Linked DNA regions of Homo sapiens: region 2 is linked to region 1. The links are chromatin contacts, found by Hi-C or POLR2A ChIA-PET in ENCODE. All regions are on one chromosome and are shown on one strand. The core of a region is the stretch at or near the end of the contact, and the rest is flanking DNA. Distances in the headings are between cores, read along the strand shown.

Evidence for each region. A loop is a pair of places that touch in the nucleus more often than their neighbours do. ChIA-PET counts read pairs that join two places held with the same protein, here RNA polymerase II (POLR2A). Pooled maps may share reads with other maps.
Region 2: a loop to region 1 is called in a map of naive thymus-derived CD4-positive, alpha-beta T cell, with 7 times the contacts of the local background. The contact joins the enhancer-like site here to the promoter of S100A11 in region 1. A Hi-C loop is called at or near these places in 4 of 168 maps with a recorded cell type or tissue (B cell, heart left ventricle, naive thymus-derived CD4-positive, alpha-beta T cell and 1 more), 21 of 37 single-sample maps with no recorded cell type and 13 of 50 pooled maps. POLR2A ChIA-PET finds 5 or more read pairs at or near these places in 9 of 52 experiments (CD4-positive, alpha-beta T cell, CD4-positive, alpha-beta memory T cell, MCF 10A and 6 more).

The regions. Positions count from the first base shown.
Region 1 is chr1:152,034,325-152,041,680 of GRCh38, forward strand. S100A11 (S100 calcium binding protein A11) reads right to left here and starts at 2,680. Exons shown (of 3, transcript NM_005620.2): 1 at 2,589-2,680. The coding sequence starts at 2,591. RefSeq lists enhancers at 749-1,043, 4,141-4,300 and a silencer at 1,889-2,183.
Region 2 is chr1:152,456,278-152,463,633 of GRCh38, forward strand. No RefSeq gene overlaps it. Among named protein-coding and RNA genes, the nearest start is that of CRNN, 46 kb to the left of the region's middle. RefSeq lists enhancers at 2,241-2,310, 4,229-4,288. Within about 2 kb of position 3,719, at least 12 of the 41 ENCODE cell types and tissues checked have a DNase peak (open chromatin) inside an H3K27ac peak, as active enhancers do; they include B cell, CD4-positive, alpha-beta T cell and sigmoid colon, where a contact is called at or near this core.

The DNA.
Region 1 (7,356 bases), core at 1,430-3,929:
GAGATAGAACTTTTTAGATGTTTGAAAATGGCTTTCATATTTAAGAGTTAGGAACCATTAATCTTAGATGTGAGGAAACGGACAGGAGAAGGGAATGGATATGGCAGAGCCAGCCCTGGAATCTGGGCCTCCCAGTCCCTTTCTGCAGTCCTTAGCCTTGCAGGCTTCCACTTCCTGGTGGGAAATAGTGACAGAGAAGGTGGAGCTTCTCTGGAGGTCACTCCAAACCAGGAAGCTCTCAGGTTGCTGCTTACACAGCATCTACAATGTAAGAGATTTAAATCCTGTACTGGGCTCTTTCCTCACAGCAGAATTTTTCAAGGAAATTCTATAGGGCCCAGTCATCCGGTTCCCCAAGGGGACTTAGGGTCCCAAAAGTGAGGAGCTGTTGGCCTCCCTCTGGTGGGTAGAAGCCGCAATTACAGACTTTCTGGGAAACCGGCCTGGCCACACCCTTCCTCTGAGACTTTACCTACTAGCGTTAACAATGATTTATGTTTGGATGGTGACATTTGCAACTTAGCATTTAGCCTTTCGTTTGTTCTTAGGATGGACTTCCTGGAGGCCAGAGCTAGAGGCTTTCTCACTCCGTAATTAACACGTGCTAAGAACTGATCTGAGCCCTTAGCTACACAGCTGCAGATTGATTCCTCCTTCCTGTACAGCCTTTATGCTGCAGAGATCCTAGCTGAGTCTTGCCTCCCATTGCATCTTACAGCGTTAGAACCCCTGAACCCTAAGAGAGGTGGACTTTTTCCCAAGAATCACATTGTTGGAGGATGATTGTTTTTGTTTTGCTCTAAATTGAACTTTTCATTAAGAAAAGTGTTGGTAGGTTCAGGGGCCTTTAGGGGAGAAACAAAATACCACAGCCTAGAAACAGATGTGTTTGTTCTGTTACAACATGCCCTTCATATCAGGCCTAAAATCTCCCTGTCTTACTAAGGTATCAGATGACAGGAAGGAGACTGGCTGGGAGGCCACACCAGGCTGAGGAGCATGGGCTTTGTCACCTTTCTCTGGAACTACAGATTCTCCCCCTGCCCCTTTTCCTTCCAGAATGCAGACAGTTTTGCTTTTCCAGTTTCACAGTGCCTTTCTGCTTCACATTTTTCTCTCCTTAACATCAGTCTTGGTGTAATTTAGAGATTATTTTCTTTTGAAAACTGTTGCTGTTGCTATCAGCCACAAGGAGAAAATTAAAACCTCTTTGCATTTCCTCCCAGAGGTAATTCTCCAAAGTGAAAGAAAGAGACACAATTATCAAATTACTAAAATGGAACGGCATAATTTGTAGAGCTCCAGGGCACTTTGGAGATGGGTCCTGAGGACGCCCAGAAACCGGAAAGCTCTGCCCAGGGTGGCGCAGTGGCTGAAGGAGAGGAGAACCGGCGCTCTCCACACCTCATGGCACTCTTGGAGTCTTACTTGGTGGGGATGGCGATAGCAAGGAGCAAACATTATGATAAACGGATACTGTGAAATAATTTTTAAAAATGCATGCTAAGCGCTCAACATTTGAGGAAAGAAAAAAATACGATGAAAAAGACGTAGCAATTTTAAAAACCTCAACTATTGTCTTCTCATTCTTAACCAACACCCTCCGGAGCTTTCTGTCCCTGCTGTAGCAGGACTGCAACCCCAGACAGTATGGAAGGGAATGGGCGTGGCTCTGTTCCAATACTTCATTTATGGACGCTGAAGTTTGATTTCCACATAATTTTCACATGTCAGAAAGTATTTTTCTTCTTTTGATTTCTTTCAATCATTTACAAATGTAAACTTTATTCTTAGCTTGTGGGCAGAACAGAAAACCCGACTTGGCCCGCGGGCCAGTTTGCTGACTCTCCACTAAGGAGAGGTAAAGAAAGAGATTTTGGAGGTGGAATTATGGAAAATATGAGTTCAACTGGGAGATGAAAGGAGATAAGAAGAGAAAAATAAGTTACGGAGTGAGTGCCTAAATAGATGGTGGGGTAAAAGGAAGAGGAAGGAGGAGAGGGCTCAGCTGGGACCGGGTTCCTCCCACATTCTTGGCCGCGGCGCTGCGGGCGGCGACGGGCTAAAGTTTCAGTCCCGTTGGGTCTTGGCCGTCTGCCGGGTGCTTACTGAAACTTTGATTTTCCCTGGGGCTAGACGACCAAGTTCTAAAATGTCCCTTTTCTGGTGTACAGAAATAACTAGTGACCCCTCGCAGCTTTCCAGCCCCCTGCCTTAAACTTGCTCCTAGGCGTCTCTGGGCTCCCGGGAGACCGCGGGCGAGGGGCTGGAGGCAGTGACCCACGACGGGTCCCCCCCCCGCGCGGTGAGCGGCCAGCACTTCCTCTTCCCCAGCCCTGGGCCTTGTCGTGACTGGGAAGGCTAAAGAACCTCCGCTGCTACCCTAGGCGGCCACCCCAAGGATGATTTTAGGGCTTCATCCTTCCATCCCTTCTTCCCCAGTTCCCTCCCACGAGGCTGATTTTTCCTGCTGTTTCCTGCCACGTCCACACATAAGTCAAAGATAAAGTCTGCTGGGAAGTATGTGGGTTTTTTTTCTTTTCTTTTTCTTTTCATGTAAGAAGAAGAAGAAGAAAAGTGAGGCTTACCATGTTGGAGCTGAGCGAGGCGCGGGAGGCTGTGGCTGGGAGCGGCGCTGAGAGCTCTGTGCGCGCGGCGTGCGGGTCTGGAGCCTCTCCTCAACCCACGCCCTTCCCGGCCCAGCCTTGCCCAAGCCTTACTCAGACAGCTTCCGCGCCTGCCCCGCCCCTCCCCGCCTCCCGGGCTGGGCCTGGGACCGCGGCCGGCGCTAACCACAGAACTGAGCTTTAAGACTCAAATAAACCCACCGTCCTCTCCAGCGATTTAAGCAGTCTCACTCTCCCTCCTTTCCCTCTTTTCCCTCCTCTTTCCCCCCGGCCCCCTCCACCCCGTCCTGTGATTCCTGAAGATTTTTGACTTTTTAGAATTATAAGTTTTGCACAGTAGTCTTCGGGAAGTCTGTCCATGTCCGTGGGTCTTTCCCATGTATGAGCTCATTCTGGGCATTTAGGTTAGATAGGCAAAAAAGGTCTCTTTTGGAAACAGCAGTGGGCCGGGCGCGGTGGCTCAGGCCTGTAATCCCAGCACTTTGGGAGGCCGAGGCGGGTAGATCACATGAGGTCAGGAGTTTGAGATCAGCCTGACTAACATGGTGAAACCCCTGTCTCTACTAAAAATACAAAATTAGCCTGGCGTGGTGGCACACGCCTGTAATACCAACTACTTGGGAGGCTGAGGCAGAAATATCGATTGAACCCGGGAGGTGGAGTTTGCAGCGAGCTGAGATCGCGCCGTTGCACTCCAGCCGCCTGGGCAACAAGAGCGGAACAATGTCTCAAAAAACAAACAAAAACAGGCCGGGCGCAGCGGCTCACTCCTGTAATCCCAGCACTTTGGGAGGCCGAGGCGGGTGGATCACGAGGTCAGGAGATCGGGACCATCCTGGCTAACGCGGCAAAACCCCGTCTCTACTAAAAATACAAAAAATTAGCCGGACGTGGTGGCGGGCGCCTGTAGTTCCAGCTACTCGGGAGGCTGAGGCAGGAGAATGGCGTGAACCCCGGAGGCAGAGCTTGCAGTGAGCCGAGATCGCGCCACTGCACTCTAGCCTGGGCGACAGAGCAAGACTCCATCTCAAAAACAAACAAACAAAAAACAAAACCAAGAGTGTTAGTTAGGACAGAGTGCGGGTCAGAATTGTAGACAAGTTCCTAGGAGTTGGGGCTCTCTATTGCTCCACAGGGAAGATATTTAACAGTAAACAGTGGTGAGTATTGCCAAATCAATTGCCACGGGATTACTGGGGATTATTGTCAAGGGACAATTGCCACCCCTCTCTCTCAAACTTTTCTGTAAACTGAGGACAGCCACAAAGACAAAATCCGAAAACCAAACTACTGCACTTAAAAATTGATCCGTGCTAGTAAGGCATTTATCTGTGTGCAGTTTGCAATGAAATTAGGAGTTGTATTAAGAATCAGAAGACTTGGGTTCCAGTCTTGTGTCTGTTACTTCATTGCAATACTTTTGACCAGACTTGTCACTCCTTTGAGCTTCCACTTCCTTATTTGTAATAGGTCTTGAGATAGGCCTTTCCTGTTTCATAAGATTGTTAGGACTGTCAAGTAAAGTGAGGGCTTAGAAAGGTCTCCAAAAACTGCAGAGTAGACGCAAATGAAAGATAATGGGCTATAGGCATTGTGTGAACTGCTTCCCTGCACCTGCTCTCACAGGTGCCCTGAGCACGTGAGACAAATCTCCATCTCAGTTCTCAGCTACTCCAGACCCACATTTTCAGTTACTTGTTTATGAATCCACTTGAGAGTCCCACCTGCACTTCAGACTCAATAATTCAGGAATAACTAGTTTTCCCCAAACCTGTTTCTGTCTTCTCTGCTAAGGGTACTATCACTCTACCATTTTCCCTGCTTGAAAGCATTGGAGCCACTGAGTCTAAATGCCTTTTTGACTCACAGTTCTTATCAAGTGCCAGGTAATAGACTTCAAACCTTTGGTGGTGGGGGGTGTTACATGAACGGCTGCTGGGGTTCCTTAATACCTTAAAGTTACATGTAAATTTTTTGCATAAGAGAAATTTTTCTGGCGAAGAGTCCACATCTTTCATCTGATTCTCAGAAAAATTTATGATCCCAACATATTAAGGAATCATTTGTCTAAATTACTCCATAACTCAATCATGAGGCCTTACACACCACAGTTCTTTTCTTTTTTTTCTTTTTTGAGACGTTGTTTCACTCTTGTTGCCTAGGCGGCTGGAGTGCAACGGGGTGATCTCAGCTCACTGCAACCTCCGCCTCCCGGGTTAAAGCGATTCTCCTGCCTCAGCCTCCTGAGTAGCTGGAATTACAGGTGTGCGCCACCACACCCTGCTAATTTTTTGTGTATTTTTAGTAGAGACGGGGTTTCACCATGTTGGTTATGCTGGTCTGGAACTCCTGACCTCGTGATCTGCCCTCCTCAGCCTCCCAAAGTGCTGGGATTACAGGTGAGAGCCACTGCGCCCGGCCACTATAGTTCTTTTTAAGAGAAAATGCCTCACTTAGAACCTGTGCTCAAGGGGCAGCCCAGGTGGCCAAGTTTTGCATGATTTGACACACTGTGACCCTGTTAGAGTGGACTGGGTTGAAGTTAGTCTGGACACCAGCACTGCCAATCTATAGGATGGCTGGTAGTGGATGTTTCATGACATAACATGGAAAGATGAACTAGGGCCAAAAAGCTTCTTGTTTTTGGGAAACTGAAATTAGAAGCACATAGAAAATTAGGCATTTAGAAGAGCTGAAGCTGAACATTTGCATAGACAGAACCATGAAGTCATGGCAAATAAAACTTATGGAGAAGACATCATGAGTAAGTGGAAGCTATGAAATTTGGAAGAAATAGACAGAGGGGAATGTAAGCCAATTGCTAACTGTAAATTAAAGAAAAGGCTACTTGGGTGTTCGCTGAATTGTGAAAATGGTGAACCACTGGGAGTGAAGAGCCTGCAGTCTGACTTCATTAGCGTTTTTGTTCTTCCTAAACCTAGTTGTTAGTTTTTCTTACTTTCTCTATGACATTTATTCTTTCAATAACTCTTCAGCCCCATGAAGTAGCTTGAATGAAACCAAAGGAAAAAGCTAAACCAAATAAGTATGACTTGTTCAGAGCCAGGTTGGGGGATCAGCCCCACCCAGTTAGGGCTGCCTGCTTGACAGCTGCTCCCCAGGGTCACGCTGAAAGGGGTTCATTTCTAGGTTATCAGTCAAAGGAGGGAGAGTTCAGGAAAGGTAGCAGGCAAGGTAGATTTGTCAAAGCAGGCAAACAATGAATCAAACTGAAGGGCTGGAGCCAGCAAGGAGCTGAGGATGAGTGAGAGCTGGTAAACTGACAGCAAGAGACAAAAATAATATACAGATGGGTAAAAGGGCTTATCAGGAAATAAATGTAGGAACTTCCATGGCTCAAGGTAATTCTTATGTGCAGTCTGATCTCTGTGTAGCATTGGGTTGATTCTGAAATGGACACAGTACAGTGACAAATGCAATAACAGGGGTGTGACCAAGACACAATGACAAATGCCAGGAAAGAAATGAGAGGTTAACTCTGGGAGAGGAGGGAAAGTATCCTGGAAAAGTGCTGCTTGAGGTGGGTATTGAAATATAAATAAGAATTCACCAGGTGGATGAACATGGTAGTGAAAAAAGGTGAACTCAGGCAAGATAGCACAGTATTTACAGCCACAGGCTCTGCCACAAGACTGGGGTTCAAATCCCAGTGTCACAACGTATTAGCTATATGAAATCTAGCAAGTTATTTGTTGGCTCTGTGTCTCAGTTTCCTCATCTGTAAAGTGGAGAGAATAGTAGTTGTTGTGAGGATTAAGAGTTAATTCATGTTTAATGCTTAGGACTTACAGCAGTGTCTTCAGAGGAAGTTTTACATAGTGGCTTGTGCAGAATTAAGGTTCGGGATGAAACATTGTTCGTGTTCTCAGTACTTGCAGGTGGTTCAGTAGAACCAGACTTAGGGTATGGGGTGATGGTAAATGTGAGGCAGAAGCTGTGGGATGTGAGATGGGAGAGACAAGGGTCAGCTCATTAGGAGATATACTTGGAAGTTTGGATTGTAACCTTAGGGTTATGTATCAAGGAACATTGAAGATTTTTAAGCAGGACAGTGACGTGATCCCCTTCACTTTTGGAACTGTAGAAAACATGTTCTAGAAAGAAGAAAGACTAGAGGCAAAGAATATTAGAATATTGTTGCAATAACCAGGGTGAGATGGCCATGGAGATGGGGAGAGGGAATTACCAAATACTGAGAAGGCAAAACCAACCTAACTTCACCACTGTTCAGCTGTGGAGCATTAGAGGAAGGAGGCATCAAGCGTGAATCCTAGGACTCTAGCTTGATAGCCCTGTGGTACCAGTACCATCCCCAAGATAGAGAACATAAACTGAATAACATTTTCGGGGGCTTAAGGGAAGATGATGGTTCGATTCGATATTGATCAAATTGAGTCTGAGGTAAGTGGGACAATTTGATGCTGGAGGAATTAAGCATGTCCAGTATCTATCTTATGTTCTCTCATAGCTCCTTGTATCATAATCCCATCATACTCTACTGTCATTTTATGTTTACTTAATCATCTTCCTCACTGGATTCCAAGATGCTTGAGGGCAGAGATGGTGCACTGTTCACTCCAGTATTTCCAACATTCACTCATTCATTCAGCAGATATATAAGAAGAATCTTCATGTGTGCAGAGCTATCTAAGCATGGAGGCTGTAGTGGTTAACAAGACAGATGAAGTCTCTGTTCAGATGCTGCTCG
Region 2 (7,356 bases), core at 2,469-4,968, 420 kb after region 1:
GTCCTGCATTGCTTCAGGTTCATGGTCTTGAAAACTATTGTTCTTTTTATATAGCCATTCCTTGGTATTCACGAGGGATTTGTTCCAAGACCCTTGAAGATGCCAAAATCTGGAGATGCTCAAATCCCTCACGTAAAATGGCAAGATATTTGCATATAACCTATGCACATCCTCCTGTAGACATGAAAACATCTCTAGATTACTTATAATACCTAATATAATGTAAATGCTATGTAAATGGTTGTTATACTGTATTTTTAAATTGTATTTTTATTGTATTTTTTCAAATGTTTTTGATCCATGGTTGGTTGAATCCATGGATGTAGAAGTCAAGTATAAGGAAGGCCAACTATAGCTTGTCAGATTATGTAGTTGTTTCAGGTTACAGGATAAATCCATCCCTGTAACTCCATTCCCATTGGAAGAGGAAATTTCCACTTTATATTTTTGCTAGCATAATACCATTTTTTCTGGTATTTTTCAAAATCACAACCTAACATTGTAATTCTAAAGTATTTAGAGTTATACATCTGTTTAAAATTTCAAATTGGATGAACATGCAATCTCCCCACTAAGACAGGCATTTGCCTTTGTCTGGGTGAGGCTGACCATTGTCTTTTGTGTTTAGCAGTTCCTTATAATCCCTCCATAACCAGCCTGGGTCTCTCTCCACTTCCAGAAGCCTTGACAGACTGTTTTAGAACTGGAGAGATGAGGAGTGGGGGTGAGATGCTAAGAACACACAGGAGAGGGTATGGCAGGAAGGAGGACAAAAGGGCAGGAGTTCCTAGGGCCAAGTCCCACCACTCTTCACCCCCAGCCTGACCACCTCCCTCCCCTCCGGGGCACACATCTCTCTGCTCCTCTTTACAGAGCCTCTTTATTTAACATGTCATGTGGTTCTGGTATCACAGTCACTACTCTTGTTGTGTGGAAGGGCAGAATCTCAGGGGCCCAGGACAGAATAGAAGACTGTTGGTGAGGCAGGACTTAGTCCCTTAGGGAGTTACCAGGCCAGCCCTGCCCCATGCTGTGGCAATCACAGGAGTGTGTGATACAGAGTGCTTGGAGAATAGGACCAGACCACACTTGACAAAATGGTGCCTATGGGGGTGCAACAATAACATGGCATTTTAGGAAGAGGTGGACAGGACAATGAGTTGCTTTGGGGGCTTTGGTCTTGTACACCATGCCTAGGTTCTGAGAGGGCAACTGTACCTTGCAGAATGACTGCCATCTGCCAGGCACAGTGCTAGGCTTTTTACAACCATTACGCCAGTCATTCCTTATGTCAACCTTATGTGGTGTGCATTGTCCTTTTACATTTCACATCTGAAGACAATTAGACTCAAAGGGTTTCAGATAGTTACTCGATGGGACTGGCACTCCAGAGTCTGCGAGGGCAGAGAAGTTTGCTGGGAGACTGAGAGAGTGCTCATGGGATATTGTGGTATGGGAGGAGCTGGAGCCCTATGTTCTTGGCTGGACAAAGCCCTGTTGTGCTCATTTTGGAGATGGCAGGTGGGACCAATCCCATCACAGCAGCTGCCTCAGCAGGGAGATGCCCTGCAAGGGTGAGGTGTGGCCTAGGCAAGGTGTAGGAACTGGAAACTGAGGTAGGGCTGGAGGGGGGGAATATAACAAGAGTGAAAACAGTGCTTGAGGGCAAAAATGTGATGGGGAAAGTAAAAAAAAAGACCTGGAGTCTACACTGAAATTGAGTGGGGGTGAAGAAGTGAAATATTATTTTGGACCATATGAAATTGTTGTTTTGTAGGTAAAATGGTGGATTATGAACAATTTTATGTGTTCAACCTAATGTAAGCTTACTGTGGGTAAGCACCAAATATTAAGTATAGCCCATGGAATGCAGGGTGGTCTAAAGGTGAGTGGCACTGGATCTCAGCATTTGGAATGCCTACCTGTCCCCATATGTATCATCAGAAGGCACCTGTTAAAATATACACGTTACCTAGAAGTAGCAAATATTACCTAGCAACATCCTGGCACAACTGGCTTTATTAAACCAAGTTGTCACTTACTATGACAACAGCTATATAAAGTGACTGAAAAGAAAATTGGAATTTTGATTGAAAGATCATTTTGACTAGGTAGAGCCTGAGATAGGGGAGCTGCTTGGCAGACTGTGAGCAGCACTTGGCACAAGGTGGGGGGGTTTTGATAGAAGGCATTGAGAGAGAGGAAGCCGAGGTCTGGACCCAAAAGACTTGCTGACTGGCTGTGCCCATAAGCTTCCCTGCGCTGACTGCTGTCAGCCAACAATTAGGATTTCCGTGGTGCTCTGGCTCCCTCTTCAGGGAAACTCCTGAAATGCATCGCCATGTCTCAAGAAGATGGAGCTCCAGCGAAGTTTCAGAGATGGAAGACGGAACGGTAAGGGAACTAGTATTTCTCAAATTCACACTGTGTGTAGGCAGTCTGCTGAAAAGTGGCCACTAATATTGCCATGTATAGAAGTGTAAACTCAGATAATTTACGTGATTTGTCCAAGGTCATAACTCAATGGTGGTAGAGCTGGGATTCAACTTCAGGTTAGCCTGACTCCAAAAGACAAAGGTTGACCGTGGGCATCTCCAGGGAAGGGAGCAACTTCTATTGATTTTTGAATCCAGAGCAACTTCCATTGATTTCTGAAGCTCCAGAGTATAGTTGGGTGCAACAAATGTGAATCCCCAAAGACACAGGGCCCCGCTTAAGACCCCACACGTGGTTTTCCTCCCAGAGTCAAAACCCAGCAAGTTTGTGCCCCTCTAACAGCAGTATGAATCTTGGGCCCCAAGGCTGTGTCTGGGGCAGCCCTTCATCTCTAACTTCTGAGTATTCTTGGCAACCACCTGGAACACAGTTTTCCATGGTGCAGTGCTTCCTCCTCCACCTGCCCTTTCACATAAGGGATCGCCTTTGACCTTAACACCTGCTCTCTCTGTTTGACAGATGATATTTGATTTTTGAAGATGGAAGAGCATCTATCCATGCATCCATTCATTCATAAAACTGATAAGTATTTGTTGAGTGTCTACGATGTCCAGTCAGTGTTATTGACTCTAGAGATACAGCAGTAAACAGAATAGATAAAAGCTGGGATATGTGGGTGGGAGTAGTAGGCAGTAAACAATAACCCTAATAAATATGTAAATTATACAACATGTTAGAAGGCGGTAACCACTATAGAAATAGAGCTGAATAAGGAATGAGAGTGCAAGTGGCAAGGATAAAGGGTAAGTTGTAATTTAAATGGACTGGTCAGCTCTGCTTTATTAAGAAGCTTACTTTTGAAAGAAATATAGGGAGGGAGCCAAGCAGATATCTTGGGTAAGAAGATTCCAGGTAGAGGGAAAAGCCAATGCAAATGTCCTAAGGTGAAATCATTCCTGATCTACACAAGATACAGCAAAGAGGCCAGTGTGGCTGGAAGGGAGTGAGAGAGGAGAGTAATGGGGTTGAGCTACCTCTACTGACTGAGTATATATTATATGCTGGGCACCACTAGGCACTTAAACATGCTGATCATGTCAACTCCTCTGGGAGTGTGTTATGGACCAATTTAGAAGTTGAGAAATAGTGGTTTGGTGAGAGTGGGTAACTCACACATGGCCACAGAGCCAGCAAAGCAGATGTTCTGGCTCCAGAGCCCCGTTCTCTCCTCTGCACCCCATTGCCTTCATTCGGCCGAGTGGCCCTGCCTGCAGCAGCTGCCATGCTCTGAGCTGGCCTCCTGGTGTCAGTGAGCCCCAGCTCAGTGGCCGAGGAGGGCCCCAGGAGTCACAGGCTCTCACTGATCCCCACCACACCGAGGCTGCTTCCTTGTACCCCTGGTTTTAGGTCCAGCGTCCTCACCACTCTGAAATCAATTACTATTTTTACTTCTCTTTTTTTTTTTGGCATTAAGTAGACTTTTGGTTTTTAAATTATCTGAAAGTAAAAGCACAGAAGTGACATTCTTCTTGAAAGTGAAAGCAAGTGTGGAACATTTTTAACCATGCTGTTTCCTATCTGTTCTAGTTTCTGTAGGTAGTGGGTTCAGAGTAGCTCAGAGTATAAGGTGTGGGATGTGTGTGGGGGTGAGGGTTGGCCCAGGTGGACATCAGCATTTGACTCCTTCCTGGTTGCTGTAATTTGGGAGGGACTAACCAGGCTGCTAGATGTGCAGAAGGGTGGGCGCCACCTGCTGGTTGTGTGCATAAACCGCCTTTTCACCCAGTCAATCTTCATTCTTCTTTACTTGGAAATGGCAAATGAAGCCTTTCTATACGTGACTCTAGCAAATTAATTATTTCAGTCTTCCCGAAACACTTTATGTATATAATACCTCATGGTAGCATCATGCAAATGTCCCTTTGCCTTTGCTTGTGCTGGTATACCTTACGAAAAACAATCTGTACATCCAAGATGTCCCCCAACATCACCTACTTCAAAAATCACCTACTTCCAAGATCCATCCCTTACACTCTCCAAACTCCCCAGTCCTCAGAGACCCTAAGACACCTTGAACTACATCTAATCACCATGTGGCTAATGTGTTTGTCTTCTCCCAGAGGGGGACAGAGAATTAGCATTAAATTATGGCAGATCCCAGAAGATGTGCACAGGTCCTAGGACACAGCAAGGTGTTCAATAACTGTTGAAAGAAAGAATGCAGGCAACATATAACAATAAATAGGAAACAGACTGCATTTCGGTTTGTGGAGATGTGTGACATCTAAATAGAAGAAGAATGTCCTCCTTTGGTGATAGAGTTCCAAAGAGTTATTGCACTTATAAACTTTTTATACTAAGTATTGATGCTGGCAACTCAAAAACATCCCTTTTTAAGATTTTTAGGGGCCAAAATTCATACGGACACTCCCAGATGTTAAGGTTTTGACTTCTAAAAAGAGACGAACTGCCTGTATTTTAGGTTTATTTTATTTATTATTATTATTATTTTTTGAGACGGAGTCTCGCTCTGTCGCCCAGGCTGGAGTGCAGTGGCGCTATCTCGGCTCACTGCAAGCTCCGCCTCCCAGGTTCACGCCATTCTCCTGCCTCAGCCTCCCAAGTAGCTGGGACTACAGGCTCCCGCCACTACGCCCGGCTAATATTTTTGTATTTTTAGTAGAGACGGGGTTTCACCGTGTTAGCCAGGATGGTCTCAATCTCCTGACCTCGTAATCCGCCCGTCTCGGCCTCCCAAAGTGCTGGGATTACAGGCGTGAGCCACCACGCCCAGTTCATTTTAGGTTTTACTAACTCACTCTTATCCTTTAATCTGGCCACACAGATACCTTACCAGGTCTTAAGTCACTGTTAAAAAAAATTTTTCCCCAAACGTATCACATATTACCAGGATTGTCTGACTACATGTGTGCCTCCCACAAAGGGCTTAGCCTCTGTGTTGGGAAATGGAGATGTGCTAGAAAGCCAGGCTCGAGCATTGTCTATGGCCATCAGTGCTGTGCTAAATAAGGACTTGTGGAAAGGCGCCCTCTCGTGGGGAATCAGCGAATTAAAAATAAAAGAAGTTACACAACTGTAGCCATAGATACAGATAGATATGACACAAAATCTTCCTATTGCTTCCCTACACGCTCTCTTTTCAATGTCTTTCAAGAACTAAAAGTTTTTAATTTTAAGGATTTCAATTTATCAGTTTTTTCTTTTATAAAATATAAAATAATTTTTCTTTTATAAAATAGTACTTTTTATGTCCTGTTTAGGAAATCTTTGTCTACCCAGTATATTTTCTTCTGTTTTAATTTAGAAGCTGGATTATTTTAACCCTCACATTTAGGTCTATGATCCATTTCTTACAAATATTTTTGTATGGATTGAGGTAGGGGTCAAGGTTCATTTATTTCCCCACATGGATATTCAAATGACCCAGAATCATTTCCTACCATTTTTTTTTCCCCTACTACATTGCAGTGGAGTTTTGTCATAACTTAGTTGGCCGTATATGTATGGGAACGTTTTTGACTTCTTATTTTGTTCTATTGTTCTACTTTCAAACTAATACCGCAGTCGTAGTTACTGCAATGTTATAACAAATTTTGATATCGGGCGGTATAAATCTCGCAAATTTATCCCTTTTTAAAATATTGGCTGGCTGGGCTATTCTCTTTGCTCCTTCCTTCCTTCCTTTTTTTTTTTTTTTTTTTTTGAGTTTCACTCTTGTTGCCCAGGCTGGAGTTCAATGGCGCGATCTTGGCTCACTGCAACCTCCGCCTGCCAGGTTCAAGCGATTCTCCTGCCTCAGTTTACCAAGTAGCTGGGATTACAGGCATGCGCCACCACGCCTGGCTAATTTTGTATATATTTATTAATTTTTTTTAGGCGGAGTCCCACTCTGTCGCCCACGCTGGAGTGCAGTGGCGCGATCTCCGCTCACTGCTACTTCTGCCTCTCGGGTTCAAGCGATTCTCCTGCCTCAGCCTCCTGATTAGCTGGCATTACAGGCGCGCTCCATCACGCCCGGCCCTAATTTTGTATTTTTAGTAGAGACAGGGTTTCACCATGTTGGTCAGGCTGGTCTCGAACTCCTGACCTCGTGACCGCCCGCCTCGACCTCCCAAAGCGCTGGGATTAAAGGCGCGAGCCATCGCGCCCGGCCCTAATTTTGTATTTTTAGTAGAGAAGGGGTTTCACCATGTTGGTCAGGCTGGCCGGTCTCGAACACCTGACCTCGGGTGATCCACCAAAGTGCTGGCAGAGCCAACACGCCCGACCAATTCTTTGCATTTTCATACACGTTTTAGAATTTGCCTGTCAATTTTATTTAAAAAACCCTGCTGGGATGAGAATTTCTTTAACTCTATACAAAAAAGTGAAGATAATTGACATGTTACAATATCAAATTTCTAACTCATAAATATTGAATATTTTTTCATTTATTTAGGACTTCTTTCATTTCTCTCAGTACTATTTTATAGTTTTCAGCCTAGAGAAGTTGCACATTTTCTAACAGATTTATTTCTGTTTGTTTGATGTTTGTGGGTGCTATAATAAATGATATCTTAAAATTTTTATTTCTTATTTGATGGTTGCTAATAAATCAAAATACAATTGATTTATTGTAAATTGACTTTTATCTATCATCCTTGTTAAGTTTAGTTATAATTTTAGTTGTTTTGTACATTATTTTTGATTTTACACGAACACAATCATGTCATCTGAGAATAATAAGTTTTATTTTTTCTAATCTGAATATCTTTTATTATTATTTTCTATTTCTATTGTGATGACCATATTATATTTCTCCTTTACTTTATTAATGTTAATTAATCATTAATTGCCTTTCAAATTTGAAAGAGGTTTGAAACTGTTTCTAAAATAAACTCTATTTGTTGATCAGTTATA